2 separate regions of the Homo sapiens genome follow, and region 1 is linked to region 2. Evidence: chromatin loops called from intact Hi-C (ENCODE). Cell type or tissue: B cell. All regions are shown on one strand. Each heading gives the region's core, and the rest is flanking DNA. Links, peaks and the distances in the headings are about the cores only.

Region 1 (16,354 bases), core at 3,559-11,558, 300 kb before region 2:
CCCAGCTACTCAGGAAGCTAAAGCAGGAGAATTGCTTGTACCCGGGAGGTGGAGGCTGCAGTGAGCCGAGATCACGCCATTGCACTCCAGCCTGGGCAACAAGAGCGAAACTCCGTCTCAAAAAAAAAAAAAAAAAATTAACCAATATGCTGAAGACAGATGTGAAGATTTCTATCATTCTTTCATGTAAGTAAAGGAAATCAAAATATTTTACCCCAAAATATATTTCTTTAACATATTTTGAAATGGCTGCTGCAGAGCTGGCAAAGCGAAATGGCCTTGCAAAGCTGTCTTTTATGGGGTAAAATCTGCATCTGTAGAGAATCTCCATTAACACAACCAGGCTCTAGGAGAGATTCAGAGTCTTACACCTTTAAAAGTCTAAAAAGAAACATGTACCTTTGAGGGAGCCTTTATCTACATAATAATGCCAGCTCTGCTGACCAAGCCTATTTCTTTCTCTGGCCCTTAAACTGTCCTGCCACCAAAACCTGTTTGGGGGCAGGCACTGAGTCGTCATTCTTTCTTTAATCTCCAGATAGTATAAAAGCTTCTGTATTGTTGGGTTGGATCTTCATTCTGAAAGTTCCTGTATAGACATGCTAAATTGTATACCTTTTCTGCTATTAATCAACCTGCCTCATGTCAGTGACTTTTTTTAGTGAATCTTTAGAGGGCCAAGAGCCTATGGCCCCCACATAAACACTTACATAGCACTGATTAAGTGGGAGGCACTATTCTAAGTGCTTTGTCTATATTAGCTCATGAATTATCCTCACAGCAACCTTGTAAGGTAGGTGCTATTACTGTTTCACCCTGGGCAAAGAGAAGCTGAGTAATACCCAAGGTTACACAGCTGAGGTCTGGCAGAGCTGGGATTTGAACCTAGGCAGCTCTAAGGTAGAGTCTGTACACATAACCCATTAGGCTGTAACTTATCGGAAAGGGGTCTTGATCCAGACCCCAAGAGAGGGTTCTTGGTTCTTGTACAAGAAAGAATTTGGGGCGAGTTCATGGAGTGAAGTGAAAACAAGTTGATTAGGAAAGTAAAGGAATAAAGAAGAGCTACTCCATAGGCAGAGCAGCAGCACTGGCTGCTTGTCTAAGGACATTTATAGTCATTTCTTGATTATATGTTAAACAAGGGGCAGATTATTCATGAGTTTTCTGGGAAAGGAGTGGTCAATTCCTGGAACTGAGGGTTCCTCCCTGTTTTAGACCATATAGGGTAACTTCCGGATGTTGCCATGACACCTGTAAACCGTTATGGCACTGGTGAGAGTGTCTTTTAGCATGCTAATGTATCATAATCAGTGAATAATGAGCACTGAGGACGACCAGAGGTCACTTTTATTGCTGTCTTGGTTTTGGTGAGATTTGGCTGGCTTCTTCACTGCATGCTGTTTTCTCAGCAAGGTCTTTATGATCTGTACCTTGAGCTGACCTCCTATCTCATCCTGTGACTTAGAATGCCTAACCTCCTGGGAATGCAGCCCAGTAGGTCTCAGCCTCATTTTACCCAGCCCCTATTCAAGATGGAGTCACTCTGGTTCAAAGGCCTCTGATGTAACCGTCTCCCTTCCATGGCTGCTTTCCTCTCTTAATCCTGCACTAAGCTACAGCAATAGAGAGAAGAAGACTCTTGTCTCTCTTCTAACTAGACTTGGGCCTCAGGGTCAAGGTTTCTTCCCAGTCAACTTATCTTCCCAACCCAAGTGTGGACTTTGTGGCTTTGGGGAAAGTCAGGTCTGAGATGACTTCATCCCCTACTGTGAGGCAAACTCCCTAGCAAATGTCAAGTTGAAAGTTTGGATCACCCCATCACTTCTGTGTTTATATTTTATTGTAATTATTTTTCAGTAAAGCTTACTGCTCTGGAATTTGGATTAACTCTACACACAATATTTAGTTTAATTATCCATCGTGCTTTTCTAATTTGTTCTAGCAAGCCCCAAGAAAATGACTTCAGATAATGTGTGGAAAGATTTCTTTCTTAAAGCTACAGTAACTGAATATAAGAAAAGGCCATCAAATGGAAATTAAAATTGCTTTAAAAGGATAGTGATAACTCATGTCTAAGTTTGCTCAGTTGAAATCACAGTTTTGAGAGAGAAGTAGAATTTTTTTTCTCTAGCAAACTTAAAAGAAATGACGAATTAGGTACTTGTGTCACTTTTCTAAAATGCAGCTATGAGTTTTATTGCTGATTCTTGAAGATATTCTGAAAAGTAATTTCAGCTGCAAAGGAAATGCAGGAGGCAAAACAAATTATAGTCCCTCTTTTCAAAAAATGTGAATACCTCTGGGAGACCAGTGAAGCTATCAGTCATACACAATTTAATATGCAATACTTTTTGCAGCAATGTTTTCCTTCTAATGCCCACAGAAGCTAGATTCTGCTGGGAAAGGAAAGTTTTAGAACTTCTGGGGTCACGTGAGGCTTATGGTGATAATGCATGTAGTTTCGTAACAGAAACAGGGTTTGCCTGGAACTGTCCCAGTTTTAAAACTGAAAGTCTTGTATCCTAGGAATGCCCTCAGTACCAGGCAAACCGGGACACTCAGTGACCCTAAGATCACCGGACGGCGTTTGTGATTTCCTGTCTAGTTCTGCTCTCACTTCCCTCCTCTCCTCACAGCTAAGCCATCTTAACTGCTACTTACAGATATGGCCCCACAGGCTCTGAATAACCTCCTCAGTGCTTTCCAAACCTCCTTGACTGTGGGAATCACCTGGGTGCTTGCCAAACCCAGATTCCCAGGCTGCACTTTTGGTAATTCTCATCCAGAGGTTTGCAGTAGGTCCTGAGAGTCAGTGAATTCACCAAAGCCAGGGGAGTCTTATAATTGGAGAAGTTTGGGAAGCACTAATTAGCCTACATTCAAAGGGGTATGCAAGTACTCTAGTTCAAGAACCAGGAGGCTCAGTATAATCCACACTCGCTGTGGCCTGGCTTGGCCACTGGGACTGTCAGAGGCATTCGAACCAGAACAACTTCATCTTGAATAGGGGCTAGGTAAAATGAGGATGAGACCTGCTAGGTTGCATTCCTAGGAGGTTAGGCTTATTCACAGGATGAGATAGGAGGTCAGCATAAGATACAGGTTATAAAGACCCCACTGATAAAACAGGATGTGGTCAAGAAGCCAGCCAAAACCCACCAAAACCAAGGTGGCAACAAAAGTGACCTCTGGTCATCCTCACTGCTCATTATAGGCTAATTATAATGTATTAACATGATAAAAGACACACCCATCAGTACTATAACAGTTTACAAATGCCATGGCAATGTCTGGGAGTTACCCTATATGGTCTAAGAAGGGGAGTAACCAGCCCAGCGCAGTGGCTCATGCCTGTAATCCCAGCACTTTGGGAGGCCAAGGTGGAAGGGTCACTTGAGATCAGGAGTTCAAGACTAGCTTGGTCAATATCGCAAAACTCCCGTCTCTACTAAAAATACAAAAGTTAGCTGGAAGAACCCTCGGTTCCAGGAGAAACCCCTGCCCCATTCCAGGAAAACTCACGAATAATCTATCCCTTAAGTAGCATATACTCAAGAAAATAACCATAAAAATAGCCCGCTAGCAACCCTTGGGGCCGCTCTGTCTATGGAGTAGCCATTCTTTTATTCCTTTACTTTCTTAATCAACTTGCATTCACTTTACCCTATGGACTCACCCTGAATTCTTTCTTGCACGAGATCCAAGAGCCCTTTCTTGGGATCTAGGGATCGGGACCCCTTCCCAGTAAGAGGACCATTGCTAGCAACTGGTTTCCAGGGGGCTCCCCACACACTTAGGAACTGATCCCTGAATATTTGTCCAGGGGCTGACCTTTCCTGCCTGCTGACAGAGGTCTCTGCTTCTTCCTGCTTTTCTGAATGTCTGGAAATAGCTTATTCTGAGAGTCGCCATTTTCTGTCCCTGTACTCTCATGGAGTCTACCACTCTCAAGGTCATTGCCCTGTGTGTGGAACTGCCACATCTCACCTCTACCTGCAGCTGAGTTTGCTTCTCTGTGAGTCTTCACTGTTCCTGGCCTCTCCTAGTTTCTCCTGTAGACTGTGTTTAATGCTTTTCTGTCAAAATGTTTTAAGAGATTCACCACGATGAGAAGAATGCAAAAGGCAAGGGATACTGCTTAAGGGTGTGAGCCCCTGAGCTGACTGCTGAAGTTGAACTCCAGCTGTGTGATCTTTGGCCTCAGTTACTTAACCTGTGAAATGGGGATAATCATAGTATTGATTTCCTTACATTGTTGGCAGGGTTAAATGAGAAGATATCTGTAAAGCATTTAGCATGGTGCCTGACACCTTTGAAACTGTAAATGTTAGCTATCATCATCACTCTTATTATTACTAGTGCTCTTATCATCATTAATTGTTATATTATTTTTACTAGGAAGTAGGAGAAGGATATAGAAGATAGGGCAGGAGAAGATCCTTTATCTTTTAAAAAATTTGCCATGGAGGCTGAGTGCAGTGGCTCATGCCTATAATCCCAGCACTTTGGGAAGTTGAGGCAGGAGGATCACTTAAGCCCAGGAGTTCGAGACCAGCCTGGGCAACATAGAGAGACCCTATCTCTACAAAAAGTCAAAAAATTAGCCATGCATGGTGGTATGCGCCTGAATTCCAGCTACTGGGGAGGCTGAGGTGGGAGGATTGCTTGAGCCCAGGAAGTCAACTGTGTAGTGAGCCTTGATCACACTACTGCCTCCAGCCTGGGCCACAGAGTAAGACCCTTTCTCAAAAAAACGGCCAGGTGCAGTGGCTCACACCTGTAATCCTACCACTTTGGGAGATGGAGGCAGGCAGATCACTTGAGGTCAGAAGTTCAAGACCCGCCTGGCCAACATGGCAAAACCTCGTCTCTACTAAAATTACAAAAATTAGCCAGGTGTGGTGGCATATTCCTGTGGTCCCAGCTACTTGGGAGGCTGAGGCATGAGAATCTCTTGAACCTAGGAGGTGGAGGCTGCAGTGAGCCAAAATCACACTACTGCATTCCAGCCTGGGTGACAGAGCAAGATTCTGTCTTAAAAACAAAACAAAACAAAACAAACAAACAAAAAAACCGAGCAAACAAAAATTTGCCAGGGGCTTTTGAAAGAGATATTCTCCCTCTTCTTCATCTGCTCATCTTCCTCACCATACCAAAGGATTACAGCAGCTGCAGTTTCAAAAAGAACATCAGGATACATGACCTGACCATTCAGTGGGAAGAATTTAATTTCCAAACACTTCTAGAAAATTCCAGTGATATGATCAGGCATTTGATTTCTGCTTAGAGGACCAAGAATGTAAGCTAAGACTATTTAGTATAGATACATTGGATGTATGGAAGTTTTATGGGATGGTCTATAAATCCAGCCTCCATACATGTTGTGAAACCCTAATAGCCAACTCACATCTGGATTTTAGCAATATAACCCATTGCTATGACAACTATTAATTATATCATGTTGTGCCCCAACTCAGTGCACTGGAGTACTCTCCAAAGGGAAACACATTTACATGAATCAATTTATCTTTCATCTCATATCAAAGAAGCCAATCAGATTATTTTTGCCCAGCGGATCTATTATTAAAGGAACAATTTTGTCTTTAAGTCCCTACTTATTGATGAACAGAATTCATCTTATTTATAATACCAGTATGAAAGGCAAGGTCTTCTGCAGATTAAAGAAAGCTAGTTACTTCAGCAGTACACTTCAGACGTGTACATGCACAGGCCAGCAGTCACTATTTTTCCAGAGTCCTCTCCACATGGAAAGGTTAGAAAAAAGGAAATCCCAATTGCACTCTCAATTAAACAGCCACTGAGTGCTCCAAAGTATGGTTTTTAGCAATGTACTTTATTTTTATTTTTATTTTTGGAGATGGAGTCTTGCTCTGCTGCCCAGGCTAGAGTGCAGTGGTGCAATCTCAGCTCACAGCAACCTCCGCCTCCCGAGGTCAAGCTATTCTTCTGCCTCAGCCTCCTGAGTAGCTGGGATTACAGGCGCCCGCCACCGTGCCTGGCTAAGTTTTTTTGTATTTTTAGTAGAGATGGGGTTTCACCATCTTGGCCAGGCTGGTCTTGAACTCCTGACCTCGTGATTACAGGCGTGAGCCCAGCCAACAATGGATGTTTTTGACTCTAGGTCTCTTGCACGCAACATCTCAAGCTTTCCAGCAGTGGTAGTGTTACCAGTGGTGGAATTCACACAAATCTGCAGCAAACTCGATCCTTGTCTCCTTGGAGGAAAAAATTCTGCTGAGGGGCAGACACAGGTTTAAAGCAAAGGGAAAGACTGAGGCAAGTTTTAGAGCAGGGATGAGAGTTTATTAAAATGTTTTAGAGCAGAAGCAAAAGGAAGCAAAGTACATATGGAAAAAGGCCAAGCTGGCAACTTGAGAGGCCAACCGCCCCATTCAGCCTTTGACTTGGGGATTTATACATTGGCATGATTTTGGGGCTTTCTTTTCTCCTCCCTTGATCCTTCCCTTGGGGCGGGCTGTTGCTCAACCACCACATGCACAGTGTTGCTCAGCACTTGGGAGGGTGACTGCGTGCATAGTTTATTTTACTGCAGTTGCGCGCATGCTCTCTAGGGGCAATTTTCCTTTACCGGTCGACTGTTCCCAGGTGAAGGTCATATACCTGCCACTTTGCCTCTTAGTGTGCATGCTTGGGCCTGCTTGTCCAACCCCTGAACTCTTATTGAGAAGCTGCTGATCACCAGCTCCAGGTATTTTCTATCTACTGGGAGCCTGTCTTTGCCTGGTGCCGGCTGTGACCAATTATCATTTCAGAGAGAGTTTAACAACCGCCTGATCATCACCTGATGGTCACCTGACACTCCTGGGGGTGCCCTCTCCTGCCCTGCTCATATCTGCCTATCTACTCTAACAGTAGAAACATTCTAACACACACTTTATAGTTTTCACGTGGCAGCTAACTTTGTACAGGCATTGCAAATTCAGATGGGAAGAGCTCCACCTATGATTTTTGTCTGAGACTTTAAGGTTAGTAAAGAAGGTCAGACGTTTCTCCTCCCCTGGGACTCCCATGAGCTCAAAACCTCAAAGATGTTTCACCAAAATGACAGGCAATGTTATTTTGGTTAGAGATATGCTTCTTCAAGGAGAAGTGAAAGCATCTCAGCTTCAGGAGTGATATGACTGTGTGCCCTTGAGCACGTTTCATGGCATGGAAATGAAGAGACCACTCCCTTCAAGGCAGTGAGTCATAGCTCCGTTGGGGTCCATGTTGCTCCTAAGAATCCTTTCAAAGCTGGGCATGGTGGCTCATGCCTGTAATCCCAACAATTTGGGAGGGTGAGGCAAGAGATGTACTCGAGCCCAGGAATTTAAGACCAGCTTGGGCATATTAGTGAGTCCCCATTTCTCCAAGAACTAAAAAATTAGCCAGACATGGTGGCACCCCCCTGTAGTCGTAGCTACTCAAGACACTGAGTGGGAGGATTGCTTGAGCCCAGGAAGTTGAGGCTGCAGTGAGCTATGATTGTGCCACTGCACTCCAGCCTGGGTAGCAGAGCGAGACCCTGGCTAAAATAAAATAAAACAAAAAAAAACTTACTTGTGTTGGGTGCCTTTTGTGCTGTCCACTCAGGTGACATCCACCCTGGCCTCCTCTTCCTTGGCAGTCCTAACCATAGCACTCAGCACTTTAGCCTGTAAGGGATGTTAGTGGAGTGTCCACAGCTAAACCAGAACCTACTTGGGAGTGGAGACTGTGAGCTGTCCCTTTTGTCTCTCATAGCTCCTATAATTCCAGTGACTGGCCAGTGTGGTGTCTCATGCCTGTAATCCCAGAACTTTGGGAGGCCGAGGTGGGCGGATCACCTGAGGTCAGGAGTTCAAGACCACCCTGGCCAAAATGGTGAAAACCCGTCTGTACTAAAAATGCAAAAATTAGCTGGGCATGGTGGTGGGTGCCTGTAGTCCCAGCTACTTGGGAGGCTAAGGCAGGAGAATAGCTTGAACCCGGGAGGCAGAGATTGTAGTTAGCCAAGATGGTGCCACTGCACTCCAGCCTGGGCAAAAAGAGCAAGACTCTGTCTCAAAAAATAATAATTCTAGTGGCTGATGAAGATGAAGAAGAAAGATGATGATGATGACAGGTTAGCAGCAATAGCAGCTAACATTTTGGACTACCAAAGCTGATGCTGAACTGTTTTCACTGGATTTCTCATTTCATCCTCACAAGAATGCTTTGTGGTACAGATAAAGAGGCTGAGACTAAGAGAGGTTAAACGGCTTCTTAAGGTTGCCGTAGGGTTGAATAGTCTCTCCCCAGTATTCATTTCTACTCAGAACCTGTGAATGTGACCTTATTTGGAAATAGGATCTTTATTAAGTTTAAGATGAAGTCATACTAGATTAGGTTGAGCCCTAAAGTCAATAATTGGTGTCCTTAGAAAAAGAGGAAAATGTGGACACAGACACAGAGGATGCACACAGGTTAGGAGGCCATGTGAAGACAGAGGCAGAGGTTGGAGTGATGCTGCCACAAGCCAGGGAATGCCAGGGATTGCTGGCAACCACCAGGAGCTAGAAGAAAGACATGAAGCAGATCCTTTCTCTAAACCTCCGGAAAGAACCAACCCCAATGACACCTTGATTCTGGCCTTCTAACCTCCAGAACTGTTAGAGAATACATTTCTGTTGTCTTAAGCCACACAGTTTGTGGTAACTTGTTACAGCAGCCCTAGCTGATGGATATAGTAGTTTCACAGATACTTGGTTGAATAAACTGACTTGGGTGGTGTATTAGTCCATTCTCACGCTGCTAATAAAGACATACCCAAGACTGGGTAATTTATAAAGGAAAAAAGTTTAATTGACTCACAGTTCCACAGGGCTGGGTAGACCTCAGGAAACTTACAATCATGGTAGAAGGGGAAGCAAACACATCTGTCTTCACATGGTGGCAGCGAGGAGAAGTGCAGATCAAAGTGGGGAGAAAGCCCCTTATAAAACCATCAGATCTCATGATCTCACTATCATGAGAAGAGCATGGAGTAACAGTCCCCATGATTCAATTACCTCCCACAGGGTCCCTCCTATGACATGTGGAAATTATGTGAACTACAGTTCAAGATGAGATTTGGGGCCAGGCACAGTGGCTCACACCTGTAATCCCAGCACTTTGGGAGGCCAAGGCGGGCAAATCACTTGAGGTCAGGAGTTCGAGACCAGCCTGGCCAACATGAGGAAACCATGTCTCTACTAAAAATACAAAAATTAGCTGGGCGTGGTGGCACACACCTGTAGTCCCAGCTACTTGGGAAGCTAAGGCAGGAGAATCGTTTGAACCTGGTAGGCAGAGGTTGCAGGGAGTAGACATTGTGCCACTGCACTCCAGCGTGGGCAACAGAGTGAGACTTTATCTCTCAAAAAGAAGAAAAAAAAGATGAGATTTGGGTGGGGACACAGCCAAACCATATCAGGTAGTGACTTGAACCAACCTATAACTCACCTAACTCATCTGAGAGATCTGCATAGCATTGATTGCTATGAGAATCCAATGTAATAATGTAACTGCCCCATGGGTTCTCCTTACCCTCTGCCTAGACAGAGCTGATTTATTAAGACAGGAGAATTGCATTAGAGAAAGATTTCAATTCATGCAGAGCTGGCTGTATGAAATTTTATTATTACTCAAATCGGTCTTCCTGAGAATTTGGGAATTGGAATTTTTAAGTATAATTTGGTGGGTAGGGGCCAGTGAGTTGGGAGTGCTGATTGTTTGGGTTGGAGAGGAAATCAAAGGGAGTTGAAGCTGTCCTCTTGCACTGAGCACTTCCTGGTTGGGGGCCACAAGACCAGATGAGCCAGTTTATCGATCTGGGTGGTGCCAGCTGATCCATGGAGTACAGGGTCTGCGAAATATTTCAAACACAGAACTTAGGTTTTATATTAGTGACGTTATCCCCAGGAGCATTTGGGGACATTCAGAATTTTGCAGCCTCCAGCAGCATGACTCCTAAACCATAATTTCTAATCTTGGGGCTAATCTGTTAGTCCTGCACAGGCAGTCTAGTCCCCGGGCAGGAGGGGGATTTGTTTTGGGAAAGGGCTGTTACTATCTTTGTTTTAAACTATATGTTCCTTCCAAACTTAGTTCGGCCTATGCCCAGGAATGAACAAGGACAGCTTGGAGGTTAGAAGCAAGATGGAGTTGGTTAGGTCAGATCTCTTTCACTGTAATGATTTTGTCAGTTATAATTTTTGCAAAGGTGGCTTCAGTAACACTTTTGCCACAACAAAATCTTTGGCTCTCAGTGTGCTTTGTTGTTTTGGTTAAAGTACTTCATAAAGTATAGCAATGCAAGCATTTGAATATGCACAGAACCCCTCTGGAGTCATCCACAGGGAATTGGTAGAGGAGGTGGTCTCTGTGTAACTGCCCAGCGGGTTCTTCCTGCCTACTGCACAGACAAAACCAATTCACTGAGACCACAGGATTGTAATGAAGAAAGAGTTTAGTAGACACGAGGCTGGCCATGCCATGTGGGAGACAGAGTTGTTACTCAAGTTGATCTCCCAGAAGATTCAGAGGCTAGGATTTTTCAAGGATAGTTCGTTGGGCCAGGGAGTCTGCTTCTGGATGAGATCAAGACTGGTGGGCAGGGGCCTGTGGGTCCGGGTGGAGCTATTGCCAAAATGCAAAAACCTGAAAAGACATCTCAAAAGGCCAGTCTTAGGTTCCACAGTAGAGACGTTACCTGCAGGGGTAATTGGGGAAGTTGCAAATCTTGTGATCGCCAGAATAATGGTGGTAATCATTTACATCTATACCTTAGCAGAATTCAGGTTCTTCACATCCTCCCCGTGGCATTTCACTCTCTTTACAAAGGCATTTAATTTTGGAGAAGGGCTATTACCATTTAAACTATAAACCAAATGTGTCGCAAAGTTAGCTTGGCAAAAGCCCAGGAATAATTAAGAAGGGCAGCTTGGAGGTTAAAGGCAAGGTGGGGGTTGGTTAGATCAGATATCTTTCACTGTCATAATTTTCTCACTGTTACAATTTTTGCAAAGGCAATTTCATCTGGGGATGGGAACTGGTTGCGGGGAGTCAGGTGTGGGTGAGGACTTAGTCTTCACTGTTTACATTATTGAATTGGGTTACGTATTCATGCAGCACCTATTTTAAAAGGTAAAAATTTAAGTGATAAAGAGCTATGTGACAGTTATTCCCTGTGACTCACTTTCCTCTTCCTCTTTCTGTTTCTCTCTGTTGCTGTGTCTTTGGTGAAGCAGAGGGTAGAGGACATCATGGGTCAATGAGCTGTGGGTTGGGGCCCAGGACAAGGATAAACATTCCAGATCAAGAGTTGAGTGCTTGTCTCCCACACAGTACTCCCACTCCCTGCTCTGAGGCTACTTGCTGCTATCTTCATTGTGCATGTCAGGCAACGCAAATTCCCCCCATCCCCCATATACTCAGACCTCCAATCATTTGTCAAGTAGCTCATACGATATTATGTCGAGGGCCTGGGGCAGTACTTGCCCATAGCAAGTGCTCAGCTGAAATGCACTGAGGTACATGGCTGGAGCCCTACCCCGATTCTTACTGGATGAAGGCTTCCTCCCTCCCCTTGTTAGGCTGAGCCCCAGGCAACTTTTCCAGAAAGGGTACAGCTGTGGGGACAGGAGGGCATACATGCAGCACCCAGAAATGATTCTATCTTCTCTTCCATCCCTATTAGGCCAATCTTTCAGAATTTATGAAATATCAAGCAATGTAATCAAATGAGGAATCCGTTGCACGCACTGTGGGCCTGAAATACCAAAGGCAGCACAGTGAGGAACAGAAAGGAGGAATGCAATCTGTTTCCAGCAAGTTAAGGTAGAATTGAGCTTGCCTTCCTCCCCCACCTTCTCACTTAGCCTTTCACCAGAAAAATCATGCAATTTCCCCTTCTCTCTAATGTATACTAATGTATGGTATTTGTAGTGGATGAAATTGCCATGCAGGAATTTGGGATGCTGGTATCTGAGGAGGCAGATGTCTTGCGAAAAGGTTACCATGAACCTGTGGGGAGGGGTGTTGCCCACCGCCAGGGATCTACAGCTGAGACTGCTCTGCCTGGGCCTCCCACACGCTGGCTGGCATCTGGCTGGACTGGAACTGTAACCGCCAAATGGGTTCACCTTGCCCGCTGCCTAGACAGAACCAATTTATCAAGACAGGGGAATTACAATAGAGAAAGAGTAATTCACACAGAGCCGGCTGTGTGGGAGTCCAGAATTTTATTATTACTCAAATTAGTCTTCCCGAGCATTCTGGGATCGGATCTTTTAAAGACAACTTGATGGTTGGGCGCGGTGGCTCACACCTGTAATCCCAGCACTTTGGGAGGCCGAGGTGGGTGGATCACCTGAGGTCAGGACTTCGAGACCAGCCTGGCCAACATGGAGAAACCCCATCTCTACTAAAAATACAAAAATAAGCTGGGCGTGGTGACTGCGCCTGCAGTCCCAGCTACTCGGGAGGCTGAGACTGGAGAATCACTTGATCGAGGGAGGCAGAGGTTGCAGTGAGCTGAGATGGCACCACTGCACTCCAGCCTGGGCTACGGAGCAAGACCCTGTCTCAAAAAATAAATAAATAACATAAAGACAACTTGGTGGGTGGGGAGAAGCCAGTGAGCCGGGAGTGCTGATTGGTCAGGTCAGAGATGAAATCGTAGGGAACTGAAGCTGTCCTCTTGTGCTGAGTCAGTTCCTGGGTGGGGGCCACAAGATCAGGTGAGCCAGTTTATCCACCTGGGTGGTGCCAGCTGTGCCAGCTGATCCATCAAGTGCAGGGTCTGCAAAATATCTCAAGCACTGATCTTAGGAGCAGTTTAGGGAGGGTCAGAATCTTGTAGCCTCCAGCTGCATGACTCCTAGACCATAATTTCTAATCTGTGGCTAATCTGTTAGTCCTACAAAGGCAGTCTAGTCCCCAGGCAACAAGGAGGCTTCTTTGGGGAAAGGGCTGTTATCGTCTTTGTTTTAAACTGTAAACTAAGTTCCTCCCCAAATTAGTTCAGCCTATGCCCAGGAATGAACAAGGACAGCTTGACGTTTAGAAGCAAGATGAAGTTGCTTAGGTCGGATCTCTTTCACTGTTTCAGTTACAATTTTGCAATGGCAGTTTCAGAACCACTAACCTTATTTTGGCTCACAAACTTATATATGCTTTTCTGGACTTGCCCTCTCCCTTAGCTATACTTGTTTTTTTCCAAGATACTCGTTTTGACTCAAAAGAAAATTGTAATAGGGAAGAAATCAAATCTTCACCTTACTGCGAGGCAAACAGGAGTTGGAGAGGTTTGAAAGTGTTCTCAATTAGAGGACGGAAAAAAGTGTGACAGGTAGGCCACAGGGAAATGCTTTTCATTTGTTCAGACAGTCACATCAGAAAGAACCAATCTGTTAGAAATACTAAACGGGTATTGGTATGGATTTAGAACAAAGGCTACTGACATAAACATGAGCACGCACATGTCTGCAGTTCTGAGCTGGAAGACACATCTGTTTATTAAGGGCTCAGTCCCCTAGGGGCAGAGATGCCCAGACCGGTTAGACTGGATTGGGAGTCCATTATGGATTGAATCCATTGTGCTTGGGCCACCTGTCTGCTTGTGATAAGAGAGAGGCCCCGGAAGGCGGAAGAATCATCGGTTTCCCTGGTCAGATGAGGCATCAGGGGTGGTTTTTCCAAAGGGAGCTGTGTGGTTTTACTTTCCCCACGTAAGGATTGAAAATCATGTTATTTGCTTCATACTAATATACGTAGGTCTACATATGTGTAAAACCTCATTGAATCTCCTCCGCCAGCCAGTCGGGTGTTAATTGCCATTGACATCATTTCCACTTCACAGATGAGCACACCACAGTCCAGAGAGATTTAGCATCAGGTTATAATGTTTGGTGTTTGGACCCAGATAGTCTGGAGTCAGGAGGCTATGCAGATTAATCCAGTGGGCTCTTTATCACCGAAATAGAGCTCACTCATACATTCCAGAAGTATTTACTGAGATTCTGAGCGCTGGATGCCATTCCTGGTACAGGGTGTTGGGGAGGGAAGATGGGGGACCCAAATGTGAATAATGCTCAGCTCTGGCCTCTGGGAGCCCACCTGCTGCTGCGGAAAACAGCCAATGATAAAATAATGGGTAGGACAGGGAGAGTGGGATGGGATCCCAAGAGATTCTCCTCATTCAGCTGTGGGGTGATGGTATCAAGGAAAGACTTCCTGAGGGAGGTGAATCTCAAAGGATGAAGGGGTTACTGGTGGGCAAAGCACTGGGGATGAACATGCGTGTGGTGGAAGATGCATGTGTGTGTGCGTGTGTGTGTGTGTGTGTGTGAGGTCTGTGTATAGTATGTTAGGTGTGTGGGTGTTTATGTGCGTGTCTCTGAGGAGTATATATGAGGTGTGAGAGACGGGGTGTGTGTGTGGCTATGAAGAAAGTCTATGAGCAAATCTGTATAGCCAGTATAAAGACTTGAAATGTACTAAACGCATAGACATGATAAATATTTGGGTGCTGGAAACCCTAAATGCCCTGACTTATCATTACCGACTATCCATGTAACAAAATTTCACATGTACCCTGTAAATACATTCAAATATAATGCATCAAATCAATCAATCAATAATAGAAGGGTTGTAAAAAAGCAGGGTTCAGGAGCTTGATTGTGGAGAAGCAGGCTGTACTGTGACATTAACTTTCGTGTGAAACTCGTATCAGGAAGATACAGACAGGGATTTTTTCATCTCTGATAATGACAGCTCTGAGCACCTGGAGGGAGGAAGGCCCTAAAGTAATCTCTGTAAATGAGTAGAGGGCTGAAAAGACAAGCAGAATGAGATAGTTAAAGAGGACGATTTAGCCTTTATTGGGTCCCGAGGTTCTAAAGGGCTAGTTAGGGAGAGCATGCTGAGGCTGTCCTTGCAGCAGACCTGATTCAGGGGAAGCTCCCAAAGTCCAAGGGTCGTGGGCAGCAGGCAAGGTGGCTCTGGTGGCAGCAGTCTTGAATTCAAATCCTGCTCCCTCCACCTGTGTGACAATGTGACCTGGGGTAAGTTGTTTACCATTGTGGAGCCTCACTTTGCTCACCTATGAGGCAAAGGTAAAGGCATGGCTTGCAGGTATGTTAGGAAGATAACACGAACTAAAAATATGTGGACCTAGTGCCTTGTGGGCACTCCGTAGAGCAGCTTTCTTTAGGTTCTTAAGTCAGGGCCATAGGAGGGTGGTTTTTCCCGACACTATCAAATACAGTGTCAAAGCATGATATTCCAACACATTGAGCTTTAAAGATCGAATTGGCTATTATTAGCAATTCATAATCCAGGCAGTGTCCAGTCTCTGAAATAGACTGTCAGGAATGGCAGAACAGTGGATTTTTGTAAGGCACCTGAGCGGGAACGAGGAAAACAGCAAAAAGCAGATTGGTCAACATCAGCTGACTCTGGGTTATTTTCCTTGTATGGGTGAAAGGAGATGGGACTTCCTTAACACTGGCTCAGGTTGACTGGGCTTCTTTTGATTAGTTGCTATGAATCTCCTGGGTTGCGTTTGTTTGTTTGTTTGTTTGTTTTGAAAACTGGCCTGTTTGGGTATTTTTCTGTTTTTTAAAATTTCTGTTTGCTTATGTGGCACTTATCATGAGTGATTGCATTTTGGTTTGGTGTGTTGGGGCTTAATGCAGGTGCTCAGTCCAAAACAATGGCCTCTTATAGATTTTATTTAAGGATAGAATAATACAGAGGAAATCTGCCCAGGCAAACAGAGACAGTATATGAATTGTTATTTAAAGGAGCACCTAAATATCTTGGTTTGAGTGCTTTCTGTTTGTGGTTAGAAAACAATTTCAGAGAGAACTGAATCACAACACTAGAGGCACCATAGGTGGTCTCCAGTGCTCTCTATGAGGGTTAAGACATTCTCAAAAGAAATAAATTTTAATTAACTTTAACTTAAATATATCTAGAAATTTCAAAGGACGGTAGGAGTCCAGAGGCACATTGTAAATTTTAATACATTTTATTTTTTTTATTTATTTTCTTTTCGAGATGGAGTCTCACTCTATATACTAGGCTGGAGTGCAATGGCGTGATCTCGGCTCACTGCAACCTCCACCTCCCAGGTTCAAGTGGTTCTCCTGCCTCAGCCTCCTGAGTAGCTGGGATTACAGGCACCCACCATCATGCCTGGCTAATGTTTGTATTTTTCTAGAGATGGGGTTTCACCATGTTGGCCAGGCTGGTCTTGAACTCCTGACCTCAGGTGATCCTCCCCCCTTGGCCTCCCAAAGTGCTGGGATTACAGGCATGAGCCACT
Region 2 (16,354 bases), core at 3,560-11,559:
CCATCTCAGCTCACTACAACCTCTGCCTCCTGGGGTCAAGCCGTCCTCCCACCTCAGCCTTCCAAGTAGCTGGGACTGCAAGTGCATGCCACCACACCGGGCTAATTTTTGCATGTTTTATAAAGACGGGGTTCTGCCATGTTGCCCAAGCTGGTCTTGAACTCCTGAGCTCAAGCGATCCACCTTCCTCAGCCTCCCAAAGTGCCGGGATTATAAGCACGAGCCACTGCACCAGGCCAGATCAGTTTTTGCTTTAAGAGACAATAATCAGGGTAGGATGGCTTTAGGGAATCTGTGCTGTTGTGTTTGTATACATTTTTCTGGGAAGAAGTTTCATACATTTTGTTAGATTCTTCAAGTCATTTGGGACCAAATAAATTTAAAAACAATTATTGTGGTCAAACTAGATGTATATGTGTTTGTTCATTTGTTTTTCTGCAGCATCCTCAAAGTGTGGGGTGGAGAAGGCTTTTAGGACCAGTTCTAATTTAGATCATGCCTTGTCTTTGTCGAGTGTTTCTGTCAAACTCATCTGGATATTTAAACCAAAAGCCTTGAACTTTTGTAAATTTAATAGCAAGGAAAAAATACCAAGAGCAAGGTTGAAGACTTAAGACTGAAATACATTCCTGTTCTGTTTCAATTGCAATAAGAAACTCCTTGATTTTGAATTAAGTGGTGGGTTTAGAGGAAAGAACAAGTACAATGGGGTAGGGAGGGCTTATCTTTGGAAAGCTCAGTTCAAGCTAGTTAAAAATCCTAATTTCAAATTTAAAGTATTACTGCACAATCATTTTATTATGTGCATTGTATAGTTAAAAATATAAATGTTCACTAATAATGGAAAGTGAGAGAAGTTAATGAAGAGATTATACTTCAAAGTAATGATATTAATCAGTCCTAAGCCTTCAATATATTAATACAAAAGAATTAATTCATTTGGAAGAATGTTCATTAAAGGAACATTTTTTTAAGTCACAAGATCCTCCTGCCACTAACTTTCTAAGAGGTCACCCCACTTTCCTCCCCAAAGCTTAATACACCTTTTCGTGCCGTAATATGTTCATTTCCCATTTCCATGGCTCCTTGAGGTCTGGCTTCACCAAATGCTCTCACAGCTCTGTATTTTGGCTTCTTTCCTCTGGGCATTTATTACTGACCCCCTCAAATCATCACTGAAAAGTGTGTGATGATTTTTGGTGGTCTAGGAGCTGGATGGAGCTTGTATCCTTTTGCACAACACACAAGCAGCTATAGGCCAAGCCTACTCAGAGCCCAGAGGTTTCTTCGGGGTCTGCTTCTGTGCTTGACTGTGCAGTCAGCAGCCTCACTGTGAGCCCAGCTGGCTGCTCTGCTGCACTGTCTGCACTTAGTGAGCATTGCCTTATGGAGCCGTCACCAGCAAATCTGCCACGGACGTCCCTGTGGCAATAGGGGCCCAGGACACCGTGTATAGGGTACCAAGAAAGAAACCCCTTATCCCCAACAATTCCTAGATTCTATTTTAACCAAGCAGTTTGCTCCTTTTCCCTGATCAGCTAGTTTACAGGAATTGCTAACATGGAGCAAGATTATTTTTATCCTCTTTTCATTCTTTCTTTCAACCATTTGGCATCAGCTGAGCAGTAACATCACCAAAAGTCTGGAAATCTTTAAAAAGAGGAGAGGCACTAGGCCAGTGAATCCATGAATTGGATAATCGGCCCCTGAATAATTAGGACCAGACTGTACAGTAAACAACACCCCCCTCCCCGGGAGTCAACAGCACGCCCAGCCATAAACTCTCCCTGCTGGAGATGCAAGAGTTTTCCTTCTGCCGGCAACGCCCCCAATCCTGCCCTGCATTCAAGACCACAAACAATTCCCCTTCAGCTCGGACATATCTTTCCTCACGTGGAGCGAATTTTCTGGACTTGAATGTGAATGCGACATGCTGACCTGGAATTTGCATAAGCTCCGCTTCATGTCTCTAAGTTTGCTTCAGTGAACAGATTTTGTATCTGCTGGCAAAGGCAGGCAGTGGCACTCGGAGACAGGGGCATTTGAAACCACATTTTTTGGCTCATTAAAGCCATTCCGCCGATGTTGCTCCTCATGTCATTCAATCTATTCTCAAGCCGTTTTCTCAATGGTGCACTTCAGGGAGGTTGGGCACGGATTTTGCTCGGAACTGGATCGTGTCCATAAGTCTCGTCAGGGCCAGTTTATTCTCAGGCTCTGGCAACCTTTGAATAGCTCTTCCACCTTTGGGGGCTCCCACACAAAGCCTGCTCTGCGCAGTTTGCCCATGAACCAAGATATTTGTTTCATCTTGTTTCTGAAGTCATGGGTGTCTTGACATTGCTCCCAAAGCGGGAGCAGGATCTGTTTCCACCTCACAGCAAATAGCCACTACAAATATGTACAAACTCAGAAATCACGTTGGATGTCTTGCCTATCCAGGCTGGTCAGAGAAGGGCTACAGGCACAGAGTGCTTTCAAGAAAACATGCCTGACTTGGAGCTTTCCTCATTAATTAGGGTGCTTACAGAATTTGCTCACTCCAAGTCTGAAAAGAAAACAGCTTACTTCATTGGTAGACTGAAAAACTGGCCGACTTTCTCTTCTCTTTTTTTTTTTTTTTTTTTTTTTTGTGAGACAGAGTCTTGCTCTGTAGCCCAGGCTGGAGTGCAGTGGCGCCATCTCGCCTCACTGCAACCCCCACCTCCGGGTTCAAGCAATTATCCTGCCTCAGCCTCCCAAGTAGCTGGGATTACAGGCACGCGCCACCATGCCCAGCTAACTTTTTGTATTTGTAGTAGAAACGGGGTTTCACCATATTAGTCAGGCTGGTCTCGAACTCCTGACCTCGTGATCCACCTGCCTCGGCCTCCCAAAGTGCTGGGATTACAGGCATGAGCCACGGCACTCGGTCCCGACTTTCTCTTCTTTTCCATCTCACTCTGCAGTGGGCAGTGTGGAGGGTGGAGGGAGCTGGGTGGTTTGTCCAGGTCACAGCTGCAGTTCTGTCTGTATGTGATTCTCCATATTCCTTGTTGACCTCTTTCATCCTTATCTGTGGCAGAGGCCCTGAAAGGCATTAACTGGCAGAAAAGATTCCTTGTCTAAAGCTCTGCTGCTTCTCATCCTTTCCTGCCATCCTAACGCTCCATCTGGAAACAGTGCTGTGACCTACCCAAGCACACTCCTGATTCATCCCCAGTGCCTAAGAGCTGTATTGCTCTATGGAAATACACACTGGGTAGTACATTTCCCTCCATGTACATTGGGGGCTGAATGTTAAACATTAACTGCCTGGTTAAAGGAGCTGAAGCACCTAATTCAAACTTCAGTGAGGGCTGATAACAGATATTCAGTTCCATAGACAGCTGAGATACAAATCTAGGCCTTCCCCAGGGCAATTAGGCAAGAATGAAATAAAAAGGAATCTATATTGGAAAGGAAGAAGTTAAACTATCTCTACTTTCAGATGACATAATCTTGGATATTAAAAAACCCTAAGGGGGCCGGGCGAGGTGTGTCACTCCTATAATCCCAGCACCAAGGTGGATGGATCGCTTGAGCTCAGGAGTTCAAGACCAGCCTGGGCAACATAAGAAGACCTCATCTCATTTTAAAAAGAAAAAATTAACAAGAAAAAATAAAACCTAAGGAATTCATTTAAAAACTGCTCAAATGAATAAATTTTTAAGCAAGGTTTTAGGATAAAAGATCAATACACAGGCTTAGTGCTCATGCCTGTAATCCCAGGACTTTGTGAGGCTGAGGCGGGTGGATCACCTGAGGTCAGGAGTTCGAGACCACGCTGGCCAATATGGTGAAACGCCGTCTCTACTAAAAATACAAAAAATTAGCTGGGTGTGGTGGCGGGTGCCTGTAATCCCAGCTACTCAGGAGGCTGAGGCAGGAGAATCGCTTGAACCCAGGAGGCCGAGGTTGCTGTGAGCCAAGATTGTGCCACTGCACTCCAGCCTGGATGACACAGCAAGACTCTGAATCAAAAAAAAAAAAAGACTTATTGTTGTTAAAATGGCAATACACCCTCAAGTTATTCAATAGATTCAATGCAATTCTTATCAAAATCCCAGCTGATTTCTTTGCAGAAATTGACAAGTTAATTGTAAAATTTATATCAAAATTCAAGAAACCCAGAAAAAACAAAATAATCTTCAACAAAGAACAAAATTGGAGGAGTCACACTTCCCAACTTCAACATGTGTACAAAGCCATAGTAATCAAAATAGTGTGGTCCTGGCATAGGGTAGATGTATATAGATCAGTGTAGTAGAATTGAGAGTCCAGAAATAAACTTTCACATTTACAGTTAATTGACTTTCAACAAGGGTGTCAAGACCATTCAGTGGAGAAAGAATAGTCTTTTCAACAAATGATCCTGGGACAACTGGATATACACATGTCAAAAAAAAAAAATGAAGCTGGACCTGTCTCACAATGTGTACAAATTCAGAATAGAGAAAAGACCAAAACGTAAGAGTTAATCCAATAAAACTCTTAGAAGAAAACAGGGGTGTAAATTTTCGTGACCTTGGACTTGACAATGGTTTCTTGGATATGACACCAAAAGCATGAGCAATTAAAGAAAAAAATAGATTAATTGCACACAATTCAGCTAAAAAACTTTTGTCCTTCCAAAGACACCATCAAGAAAATGAAGAGACAAGCCTACAATGAATAAGAGAAAAAATGTGCAGATAATATTACACGTATCACAGCTCAACACCAAAACACCAAATAACTAAAAAATGGGCAAAAATCTAAATAGACATTTCTCTAAGGAAGATAAATGCATGGCCAATAAGTGCATGAAAAGATGCTCAACATCATTAGCCATCAGGGAATGCAAATCAAAACCATAATTAAATGTCATCTCACACCCATTAAGATGGCTAAAATTTTTATGAAACAGAAATAACAAGTATTGACAAGGAAGTGGCAAAATTAGAACTCTCATACACTGCTCATTGGAATATATAATTAATTGTGCACCTCCATGGAATACTATATAACCATAAAAAAGAATGAGATCATGTCCTTTGCAGCAACATGGATGCAGCTGGAGGCTATTATTCTAAGTGAATTAAACACAGAAACAAAAAACCAAATACTACATGTTCTCACTTATAAGTCAGAGCTAAACATTGGGTACACATGGACATAAAGATGGGAACAATAGGCACTGGGAACTCCAAAGTGGTGAATGAGGATGGGAGGCAAGGGTTGAAAAACTACCTGTTAGGTACTATGTTCAGTATTTAGGTGATGGGTTCAGCAGAAACCCAAATCAGCATCATGCAATATATACATGTAACAAACCTGTACATGTACTCCCTGAATCTAAAATAAACATATTTTTTAAAATAAAATAAAGTGGTGCAGCTGCCTTCGAAAGCAGTCTGGCAGTTACATGAAAGGTTAAACACAAAGTTACTGTATGAGCCAGCAACTCTATTCTTAGGTATATACCCAAAAGAAATGAAAACATATGTTCACACATAAACTTGTCCACCAGTGTTCACAGAATATTGTTCATAAGAGCTAAAAGGTAGAAACGGCCCAAATGTCCATCAATGGACAAATGAATAAACACAGTATGGTATTTCCATATAATTGTATACTTTTTGGAAGTAAAAAGAAACGAAGTACTGATACATGCTACGGTATGGATGAACTTTGAAAAGATTATGCTAAGTGAAGGAAATCAGTCACTAAGTGAAGGAAGCCAGTCACTAAAGACAACATATTGTATTATTCCATTTATAAGAAATGTCCAGAATAGGCAAATCTGTAGAAACAGAGAGTAGATCATTGGTTGCCTAAGGCTGGAAGGAATCAGGGAAGGCCCTGAGGAGTGATGGCTGATAAATAAGGAGTGTGGCAGGTTTCTTTTTTGGGTTATAAAAATGTTTTAAAATTGGTGTGATGATGGCTGCACAACTCTATGAATATATGAAAAGCCACTGACTTGTACATTCTAAATTGGTGAATTGTATGATCTGTGAATTATGTCTCAATAAAGCCATTGGGAGACAATATAAATAAATACAATCCAGAGACATTGTCCTGTGGGTAAATACTAAATAGAATCATTAGGCTGGTCTCTGGATTTGTCTATTCAATGCTTTCATGTTGGTTTTCTTTATCTTCCAGCTCCAGAAAAGGCCTGTAGTTCCAGCTACTGGGGAGGCTGATGGAAGGATTGCATGAGCCTGGGAGGTCAAAGCTGCAGTGAGCTGTGATCGCACCACTGCACTCCAGCCTGGGTGACAGAGTGAGACCCAGTCTCAAAAAAAAAAAAAAAAAAAAAAAAAAAAAAGCAAGCAAGCAAGAAAGAAAAAAGTGCTCGTTTCAGCAGCACATATACTAAAAATTGGAATGATACGGAGAAGACTACCATGGCCTCTGAGCAAGAATGACACAAAAATCCTGCAAAATAAAAAGCCTGAGCAAAGTGACTTGCCCAGGATGCCACAGTTCACAGTGGTAGAACCACAACTGGAAACCAGGACTTTGACTCCCAGGCAGCTGCCCCTTCCACGAGTTCCATGTCCCATGTGCATGCTATGTTTGTACTGGGGTCAATGGCAACCGTCTTATTTGGATATTCTTATTTTCCTCTATGCCCTGAGAAACCTGGTTTGTAGACAGAAAAGGCTGATTTTTTGCTTCTAAAAGCTTAAGTTGACATTTTGTGTTGTTTTGTTTTGTTCTCCTGGCCCAGCCTAACAAGCATTCACATAGTAGACAACACATGCTTGCTGGACCTTACTTCCTGTCTGGTGACCCAGCTCCCTAGAGACTTGAATCTCAAATAAATGTTTCTGTCAGGAGGCTGAGCTCCCAGCTGTGCAAATTGGTCACAGATGTAATTGCATTTGCCCTCTGCCCTGGAAGAAAACATGCCTGTGGTTGGGGGTTTAGATGTCTCAGAATGAAAGACATTACTCCTGACTCTGGGTAATAGCCGTGACGCTCAAAATAAGCTGCCACAGAGACACGCCATAGTGTTGCCAGATGTACAGGGCTGTTGCTACCCAGAATCTGGATCTGCACAGCCAGTTACCAAACTGTGGCCATGTCATTGGCCAATCAGGCATAGTCAAGAACCTAGCTTTTCCACTGGCTCCTCATACTTTCAAACATAACTCCATCCCCTCTTCTCCTCTCCCTAATGCCCACAAGATCTCTGCAAAGAGCTCTAATTCCAAGTTCCCTGAATGGCAGACAATGGCAGCCCTAGGACATCTACACTGCACAGGCTGCAATTGCTAGAATCTAATTAAAATAAACATTGTAACAAGCTGCTGAGCCCCGCCCAGTGCCTCAGGAGTGCAGTGATGTGACACATCTCACTGCAGCCTCCACCTCCCACCCTCCAGCAATCCTCCTGCTTTGGCCTCCCAAAGAGTGGAAACTACAAGTGTGTGCCACTACACCTGGCTAATTTTTGTACTTTTTGTAGAGATGAAGTCTCGCCATGTTATCGAGGCTGGTCTTGAACTCCTGGGCTCAAGTGGTCCACCCACCTTGGTGTCCCAAAGTGTTGGAATTACAGGTCTGAGTTACTGAATCTGGCCAGATAGATATTTTAAACCCAGTATTTGTCTGCCTTTCTTCCTCAGTAGAATTTGAATGTACCAGGTGGCTGCTAGCTACACACCTGTGTAGGATGAGGCTTATCCTATATGTCTGCCCTATTTGTCTTGTTAAATCATATTATTATTCTGAACGCTTTCCTTCTAAAGCAGACAACCAAAGCATAGGGTATTAGCTCTTCTTAGTCCTTTTCCAATCCAAACATTTAGACTTCTTTCTGCTCACCCCTGGGCAGTATCACCCTCATCAATTTCCTCTTAATTGACTAGAATGAATTGTAACTATCCCCATCAGCAATCACATCTGTTAAGGATTGCAGAGTGCCATTGTTGTACGGGAAGAGCATTTCATTTGAGCCACCAAAAATTTACTAACGTGTGGACACAGGGACAGATACAGAGGATTGCAAACTCCAGTTTCTGAAAAACTCGATTCCAAAGCAAGGGAAAAGGTGCCCTCTAGTGGTAAACACAGCACACTACACCACAGCATCCTTATTCCAGACCGGAAGCCTGGCTATTTGAATCCTATTTTCTGTTTCTTCCAGAAACCCTGAGGTCCAGACAGGATGTGACACATGAAGGTTTAAGTGAATTAAAATAGGCTGCTGACATCTAAGGCCAGGAAGAAATAATGAGTACGGATCCACTTTCACTGAGAGCAACCATCTCTGCTAAGCCACTTCTTCAATTTGGTGGCAAGTAACCAACTATCTGGAATGAGCAAGAAATATTCCCTTCCGAATTCCTTGAAAAATGTGGGGCTTAATTTAGAATATTCAAGTTCTTTTGACATACGTACTAAGACTATACAGTTTTTATAAGTATTCTAAAAGCCCGTATAAATTACAGTTGATTGGGAACTTTTAATGTAATAATTGAGTCCTGACATAAGAGACAGTGCAATGCTCAGGAAATAATGCTGGCCTGAAAGCTTGGAGATATGGACTCCGTGACACAGCCTCTGCCACTAACTAGGTGACTTCGGGCAAGTCCTTCAACATCTCTGACCTCCGTTTTCCCGTTAACAAATGAAAGAATTGGACTAATAATTTCTAAGCTTTTTCAGCTCTAAAATGATCTAATTTGGCCAGGCGCGGTGGCTCATGCCTCTAATCCCAGCACTTTGGGAGGCCAACGTGGGTGGATCACCTGAGGTCAGGACTTTGAGACCAGCCTGGCCAACTTAGTGAAACCCCATCTCTACTAAAAATACAAAAATTAGCCAGGTGTGGTGGCGTGCACCTGTAGTCCCAGCTACTCGGGAGGCTGAGGCAGGAGAATCGCTTGAACCCGGGAGGCGGAGGTTGCAGTGAGCCAAGATTGCACCACTGCACTCCAGCCTGGCAACAGAGCGAGACTTCATCTCACATAAATAAATAAATAAATAATAAAATTATCTAACTTATAAAAACTCTTTTAGGAGAGTTATATTTTGAAATAATATCTTTTGGGGATTTGTGTGTATTTCCTTCATTAACCCCAGGGTACCCTCCCTTAGCCCACTACTAAATAAAAACCAAGATTCAGGACGGGCGCAGTGGCTCAATCCCAGCACTTTGAGAGGCTGAGGCTGGTGGGTTGCTTGGGCCAGGAGTTCAAGATTAGCCTGGCCAATATGTCAAACCCCATCTCTACTAAAAACACACACAAAAATAGCTGGACGTGGTGACGCACCCCTGTTGGGAGGCTGAGGCACGAGAATCGCTTGAACCCAGGAGGCGGAGGTTGCAGTGAGCTGAGATCGTGCCACTGGATGCACTCCAGCCTGGGCAACAGAGCGAGACTGTTTAAAAAAAAAAATAGTCAAAGAACTAGTCGAACTAAGGGTGAGAAAGATGAGAATCAGCCCATGGAACATGCTTTTGCTGTCCATGAATCTAGGAAATACCAGGGCTGGGGAAAGGAGAAAGAGGAGTTAGAGAGGTGAATTACTCAAATGAGAAAAAGGGCCTGGATAGGTAGAGGTAGGAGGTCTCAGAGAGAAGTGGGAAGGAAGATCCTCAAAAGGACAAGCTTCCATGTGTGTCCACACACCAGCTCACCGCTCCAGCCCAGCCCTGGGGACAAGTATCTCTCCTGAATAGAGGGGAGGATGTGCACGCCTCCTGGAGGAGTGGGGACATGAAGAAGCATTTATTTTAGCTCCTTTCCACTGATTACAGAAGCACTAAAGAGAACAAGTTGGGAGCATCTCCACGACAGGGAGGGCAGGGCACTGCCACTGGTACACACAGATCCTGGAACTTTAGTGTGCAGGTGGACTTAATAATACTAATATTAGGAATAGAGATATGTGCACATCTGTTTTTATCAATCAATCAGGTGTTAGCATAATTTGCTATTTCCTTTTTAAGATAGGAAGTAGCTTTTGGTTGTTGAAATTGTTTCCTCTCTTGATTAAATTAATTATCCCTAAGAACTGAAGGCTTCAGTGATCTCTGAGAATTCTTCCAAATGTGAAATATAGTTATTCTAAGACATTTCAAAGCTCAGGTTATTGTATGTTGGGTCTAATGTTAGGCTTCACTGTACCAGAATTCTATTATGTGAAACATTACTTTAAATGAGTAACTCGCCACCTAAAACATGGAATTCCTTCTTTGATATGGCAGCACTGTGTGTAGTCAGGGTTTTGCATTACATCTCTCAGGCCACCCGTGCTGGCTCATGCCTGTAATCCCAGCACTTTGGGAGGTGCTGAAGTGGGAGGATTGCTTGAGCCCAGGAGTTCAAGACCAGCCTGGGCTGCTACATGGCAAAACCTTGTCTCTACAAAAAGTACAAAAAATTGCCAGGCAGTATGCCTGTAGTCCCAGCTACTAGGGAGGCTGAGGCAGGAGGATCGTTTCAGTCTGGAAGTTTGAGGTTGCAGTGAGCTGTAATTGTGCACTGCACTCCAGCCTGGGCAATGGAGTGAGATCCTTTCCCTCCAACCCCCCAAAAATTAACAAATTACCTGGGCATGGTGGCATGCACCTGTAGTTCCAGGTACTCAAGAGGCTAACTTGGGAGGATCCCTTAAGCCCAGGAGTCCAAGGCTGCAGCGAGCTGTGATTGCACTACTGCACTCCAGCCTGGACCACAGAGCAAGACCTTGTCTCAAAAAAAAAAAAAAAAAAAAATCTCTGTATTAAACTATCCACCAGAGGCAGGACAGATGCCAGAATGTGTTTTAACATTAACATAAATGTATTAAACAAATACATTCAATCAAATATAGTACTAGATGCTACAAAAAAAGTAAAAGCAGTCTTAAATTTGATTATAGATAGAGGAAGCAATGTGCAACAAAGAAAGAGTTGTTTTATTACTAAAGGGAAAGCGAGTAAATAAGCTTATTTGTAAGTGTTCAAGTTTCTCAAGGAAGACTTCTTAAAACACAAGAATTTCATTTTATGGCATTGTGCTTGTTTTTAAGGTGGGGTTGAAAGAAGGCAGAGAAATCAATAAAACTCTCTGGCTGGATAACAGAAGCCATTTCCAGGGCAACAAGGGAGGGAGACATGCCGTGGATTTAAAGGACACAGCATTTGACTAATGCAACAAAAGAGGTGAGAAAACACAGAGGTAGAGACAAGACCCTGGGTCACACCGAGAAATGGGAAAAGTGGGGTGTAAGTCTTGGAGTTTCTCTATTTCATGCTGCAAATTGCCTTCTCTACCCGTGGGTTCCCCAGTCCCTGCCCCAGCTCACAGAACCTTCATGCTTGCTTTCTCTCTTCTGTGTCCGACAAAATTTCAGCTCAGGTAAAGATCAGAGACACACTAAATAAATATCCTTACTTTTCACAGAGGTTTTGGCATTTTAACATAAGGAAAAGGCTTATACTAGAGCTTCCCCAAGGATGGCAAACGCTGCTTCTTCCAGGGGTCTCGGTGGAAGAAGCCCAAGATGGGGACCGTGGAATCTGAATGAAGTCCGTGTTTTATCTTTAACACATATGCGCATTTTCACAATACTCGTTCATACATCTGAGTTTATTTTCATATAAAATAATAATGATATATTATTATATTACAGCTTCCATTTATTAAATGCTATGTGCTGGGCATAGTCATAAAGACTATGACATTAGCAGTCCCCAACCTTTCTGGCACCAGGGACCAGTTTCACGGAAGACGACTTTTCCACTGACAGGAATGGGGGATGGTTTGGGGATGATTCAAGAGCATTACATTTATTGTGCACTTTATTTCTGTTATTATTATATTGTAATATATAATGAAATAACTATACAACTGATCATAATGTAGAATCAGTGGGATCCCTGAGCTTGTTTTCCTGCAATTAGAGGGTCCCATTTAGGGGTGATGGGAGACAGTGACAGATCATCAGGCATTAGATTCTCATAAGGAGCACAAAACCTAGTTCACAATAGGGTTTGTGCTCCTGAGAATCTAATGCTGCCACTGACCTGACAGAAGGCTGAGTTCAGGTGGTAATGCTCCTTCGTCCACTTACTTCCTGCTATGTGGCCCAGTTCCTGACAGGCCATGGACAGGTACCAGTCCACAGCCCAGGGATTGGGGACCCCTGATATACATCCATTATCTTGTTTAATCTTCTTGTTTTTTTTTTTTTTTTTTGAGATGGAGTCTTGCTCTGTTGCCCAGGCTGGAGTGGAGTGCAGTGGCCTGATCTCAGCTCACTGCAACCTCCGCCTCACAGGTTCAAGTGATTCTCCTGCCTCAGCCTTGCGAATAGCTAGGATTACAGACACGTGCCACCACGCCCAGCTAATTTTTGTATTTTTAGTAGAGATGGGGTTTCACCATGTTGGCCAGGCTGGTCTCGAACTCCTAACCTCAAGTGATCGGCCCTCCTTGGCCTCTCAAAGTGCTGGGATCACATGTGTGAGCCACCATGCCCAGCCTAGCCCTTTTAAGAGACACCAGAGAGCTAGCATGAGCTCTCTTTCTCTGTCTCCTCTCTCTATCTCCCTCTCTCTATCTATCTCTTTATCTCTCTCTCTGTTTCTCTGACTCTCTCTTCCTCTCTTTCTCCCTACTCTGTGGGGACACAGCAAGAAGGCATCTGTCTGGAATCCAGGAAGAGAACCCTCTCCAAAAATCAAATCAGCTGGACCCATGATCTCAGACTTCCTACTCTCCAGAACTATGAGAGAGAAATTTCTGAAATCTGTCCTCTCATGGGCTCAGGTATTAAATTTTAATACTGCAGGCTTCACAATGGGGTGTATGCACCCCTGGGTGGCTGGGCGCAGTGGCTCACGCCTGTAATCCCAGCACTTTGGGAGGCCAAGGCAGGCAGATCACCTGAGGTCAGGAGTTTGAGGCCAGCCTGGACAACATGGAGAAACCTCTGTCTCTACTAAAAATACAAAAAAAATAGCCAGGCATGGTGTTGTGCGCCTGTAATCCCAGATACTCTGGAGGCTGAGGCACGAGATTTGCTTGAACCCAGCGGCAGAGGTTGGCAGTGAGCTGAGATCACGCCACTGCATTCCAGCCTGGGTGACAGCAAGACTCCATCTCAATAAATAAATAAATAATAAAAGGGAATCCATTTCCATCAATATGTTCAACTTGCATCCACTCTCTTTTTTGAAACTGACCTGAGAATACCAGTGATGGAAAGTCAATTTTTTTTTCATCCATGCCCTCTTATCAGTGCACAGATAAGGTTCTCAGCTTCCCAAAAGAAAGGTATCCCTCGTGCCCAACCTATCTTCATGGTGTTGCATTGCTCTGGCATATAGAATCTCTGGATGCTCTTTGAAATATTCATGTGAGTATCGGGAAAAGAGATGCATTTTACCATTGGGTACAAATCATTTAGCAACTTGGATTTCTAAATTTTTGCTTTCAATGAAAAAGAAGGACATGACCAAGGTGTTAGCTGGTAGATCGTTGTAAGTTAATGCTTGTTATAGACAGATCGCCATTAGACTTTTAACATATAATTCAGAAAGAGTTCAAAGAATTAAGGAATATTTCTCTGGGGTTTGTTTGTTTGTTTAGAGACACGGTCTCACTTTGTTGACCAGGCTAGAGCGTAGTGGCACAATCATAGTTCACTGCAGCCTTGGACTTTTGGATTCAAGGGATAGATCCTTCAGCCTCAGCCTCCTGGGTAGCTGGGGCTACAATTACACACAACCACACCTGGCTAATTTTTAAAATTTTTTGTAGATATGGGTTCTTGTTATGTTGCCCAAGCAAACTCCTGGGCTCCAGCGATCTTCCAGCACTTGGTCTTCCAAAGTTCTGGGATTACTCATGAGCCATCATGCCTGGCCCTTGAGTGACATTTCTCTTTGTGACCGAAGTTTCTCATAACTTCTATCTATAAAGACAAACACAATAATAGGAATAAAATCACTTCTGAACTCTCTCATCCTAGCAATAAATAATACTCATTCAGGCGGGGTGCAGTGGCTCACACCTGTAATCCCAGAACTTTGGGAGGCTGAGGCAGGCAGATCACTTGAGCCCAGGAGTTTGAAACAAGCCTGGGCAACATGGCGAAACACCATCTCTACGAAAAATATACAAAAATTACCCAGGCATGGTGGCGAGCGCCTGTAGTCCCAGCTACTCAAGGGGCTGAGGTGGGAGGATGACTTGAGCCGGGGGCTCAGTTAAGGCTGCAGTGCACTGTGATTGTGTCACTGCACTCCATCCAGAACAGCAGAGTGAGGCCCTGCCTCAAAAAGTATAAACATTCATTCATGAATACATGAATTAGAAGGGAAGTGGGAGGGAAGCCCCATTTATCTATGCAGGGCGTCACCTGAATTCCAGTTCTTCCCTTTTGACCATATGGAAGGTTTGCACTTCCCCAACTGTGTTTGAAGTTAGATTTGGCCCTGGGACTGGCATGGGCTAATGAGGTATACATGGAGGTGACATGTATCATTTCCAGGCAGCCACATTCCATTTCTCCTGCCTCAGTGATCATGGGTGCAGACATTGAGAGGAAGCCTGCAGAAGCCCGGGTCCCAGAGTAACCCTGATGAGCAAAGCATCTTGTTGGGTGGACCAATAGTGTGAGCAAGAAATGCGCTTGTTCTGCATCAAGCACCCGAGTATAATCCAGCCCAAGATGCACCCAATAAAAGGTGCCTCTTAAAGAAATTTTACTTCTGATGTTTAATAATTATGTATATCCGTAATTTACTTAAGTCGTTTTGATCAGTTGTCTCTAATAAAAGTTGTAACTATTAGCAACCCCCAAAAAAAGTTTTTAACAATTAAATCATTATAGTCACAGGAAATAATGAAACATTAATTTCAATTTATAGGATTCTTTTTTTTTTTTTTTTTTTTTGAGATGGAGTCTCTCTCTGTTGCCCAGGCTGGAGTGCAGTGGCGCAATCTTGGCTCCCTGCAACCTCCACCTCCTGGGTTCAGGCAATTCTCCTGCCTCAGCCTCCCAAGTAGCTGGGATTACAGGCTCCCACCACCATGCCCAGCTAATTTGTGTATTTTTAGTAGAGACGGGGTTTTACCATATTGGTCAGGCTGTTCTCAAACTCCTGACCTCAGGTGATCCAACTGCCTCAGTCTCCCAAAGTGCTGGGATTGAAGGCATGAGCCATGGCGCCTGGCCAATTTATAGGATTTTTATGGCAGAGAAGTGTGATAGGATGATCAGGAAAAGCCTCTTATCCCAGTGCAATTTATTTCATAAAGCTGGAAATGAACCACCCCAGGATAAATTCCTGAGGGGGATTGTAACCACCCGATGGGTTCATTTTGCCTGCTGCCCAGATACAGCTGATCTATCAAGGCAGAGGAATTGCAATAAAGAGTCCAATTCATGCAGAGCAGCTGAATGGGAGATTGGAGTTTTAATATTACTGGAGTTTTATTATTATAAGGCAGTTTATTGATCTGGGTGGGAAGGCGGTTTGTTTCTGGAAATGGCTGTCATTATCTTTGTTTTTTGTTTTTGTTTTTATTTTTGTTTTTTTGAGACAGAGTCACTCTGTCACCCAGGCTGGAGTGCAGTGGCAGGATCTCAGCTTACTGCAACCTCCACCTCCCAGGTTCCAGTGATTCTCCTCCCTTAGTCTCCTGAGTAGCTGGGATTACAGTCACCCGCCACCACGCCTGGCTAATTTTTGTATTTTTAGTAAAGACAGTGTTTCACCATATTGGCCAGGCTAGTCTTGAACTCATGACCTCAAGTGCTCCATCCACCTCGGCTTCACACACTGCTGAGATTACAAGCCTGAGCCACCGTGCCCAGCCTGTTATCATCTTTGTTTCAAAGTTAAACTATAAACTGAGCTCCTCCCAAAGTTAGTTGATCCTCTGCCCAGGAATGAACAAGGACAGCTTGGAGGTTAGAAGCAACATGGAGTCGGTTAGGTCAGATCTCTTTCACTGTCATAATTGTCTGTTATAATTTTTGCAAAGCTGGTTTCAGGATGTGAAAATAGAAGGTCAAGGACAAAAATGAACAATACAACATTTCAACTCTAAAAGTAGAATTTTTTCACGTGTTTTTTAAGCAAATGGGGGTGGACCCCAAGGAGTCATGGTATTAGTTTTCAAAACAATTTGGCTTGAAATCAGCTAGAAATCACACGGGTTTGTTTTGTTTTGTTTTGTTTTGTTTTGAGATGGAGTCTTGCTCTGTCGCTAGGCTGGAGTGCAGTGGCATGATCTTGGCTCACTGCAACTTCCACCTCCCGCGTTTAAGCAATTCTCCTGCCTCAGCCTCCCAAGTAGCTGGGACTATAGGCGCCCGCCACAACGCCCAGCTAATT

Evidence for each region. Peaks named below come from ENCODE experiments on the same cell type or tissue, not always from the same donor. Only the 100,000 strongest peaks of a DNase experiment are listed, where the experiment ranks them.
Region 1: a loop joins it to region 2, with 18 times the contacts of the local background. A loop is called at or near these places in 6 of 110 quality-filtered maps.

The regions. Positions count from the first base shown.
Region 1 is chr6:15,894,707-15,911,060 of GRCh38, forward strand. No RefSeq gene overlaps it. Among named protein-coding and RNA genes, the nearest start is that of LINC02543, 92 kb to the right of the region's middle. RefSeq lists enhancers at 6,604-6,693, 6,874-7,153, 7,654-7,713, 10,466-10,615, 11,326-11,505 and 3 more. In B cell, for the core only: a CTCF peak has its summit at 6,608; DNase peaks (open chromatin) are centred at 7,005, 10,855 and 11,285; H3K4me3 peaks cover 1,933 bases; H3K27ac peaks cover 2,929 bases.
Region 2 is chr6:16,198,657-16,215,010 of GRCh38, forward strand. It overlaps the pseudogene RNU6-1114P. Among named protein-coding and RNA genes, the nearest start is that of GMPR, 32 kb to the right of the region's middle. RefSeq lists enhancers at 6,869-6,958, 7,169-7,378 and a silencer at 16,200-16,354. In B cell, for the core only: CTCF peaks have their summits at 8,086 (motif pointing left) and 8,292; DNase peaks (open chromatin) are centred at 6,865 and 8,075; H3K27ac peaks cover 962 bases; H3K27me3 peaks cover 304 bases.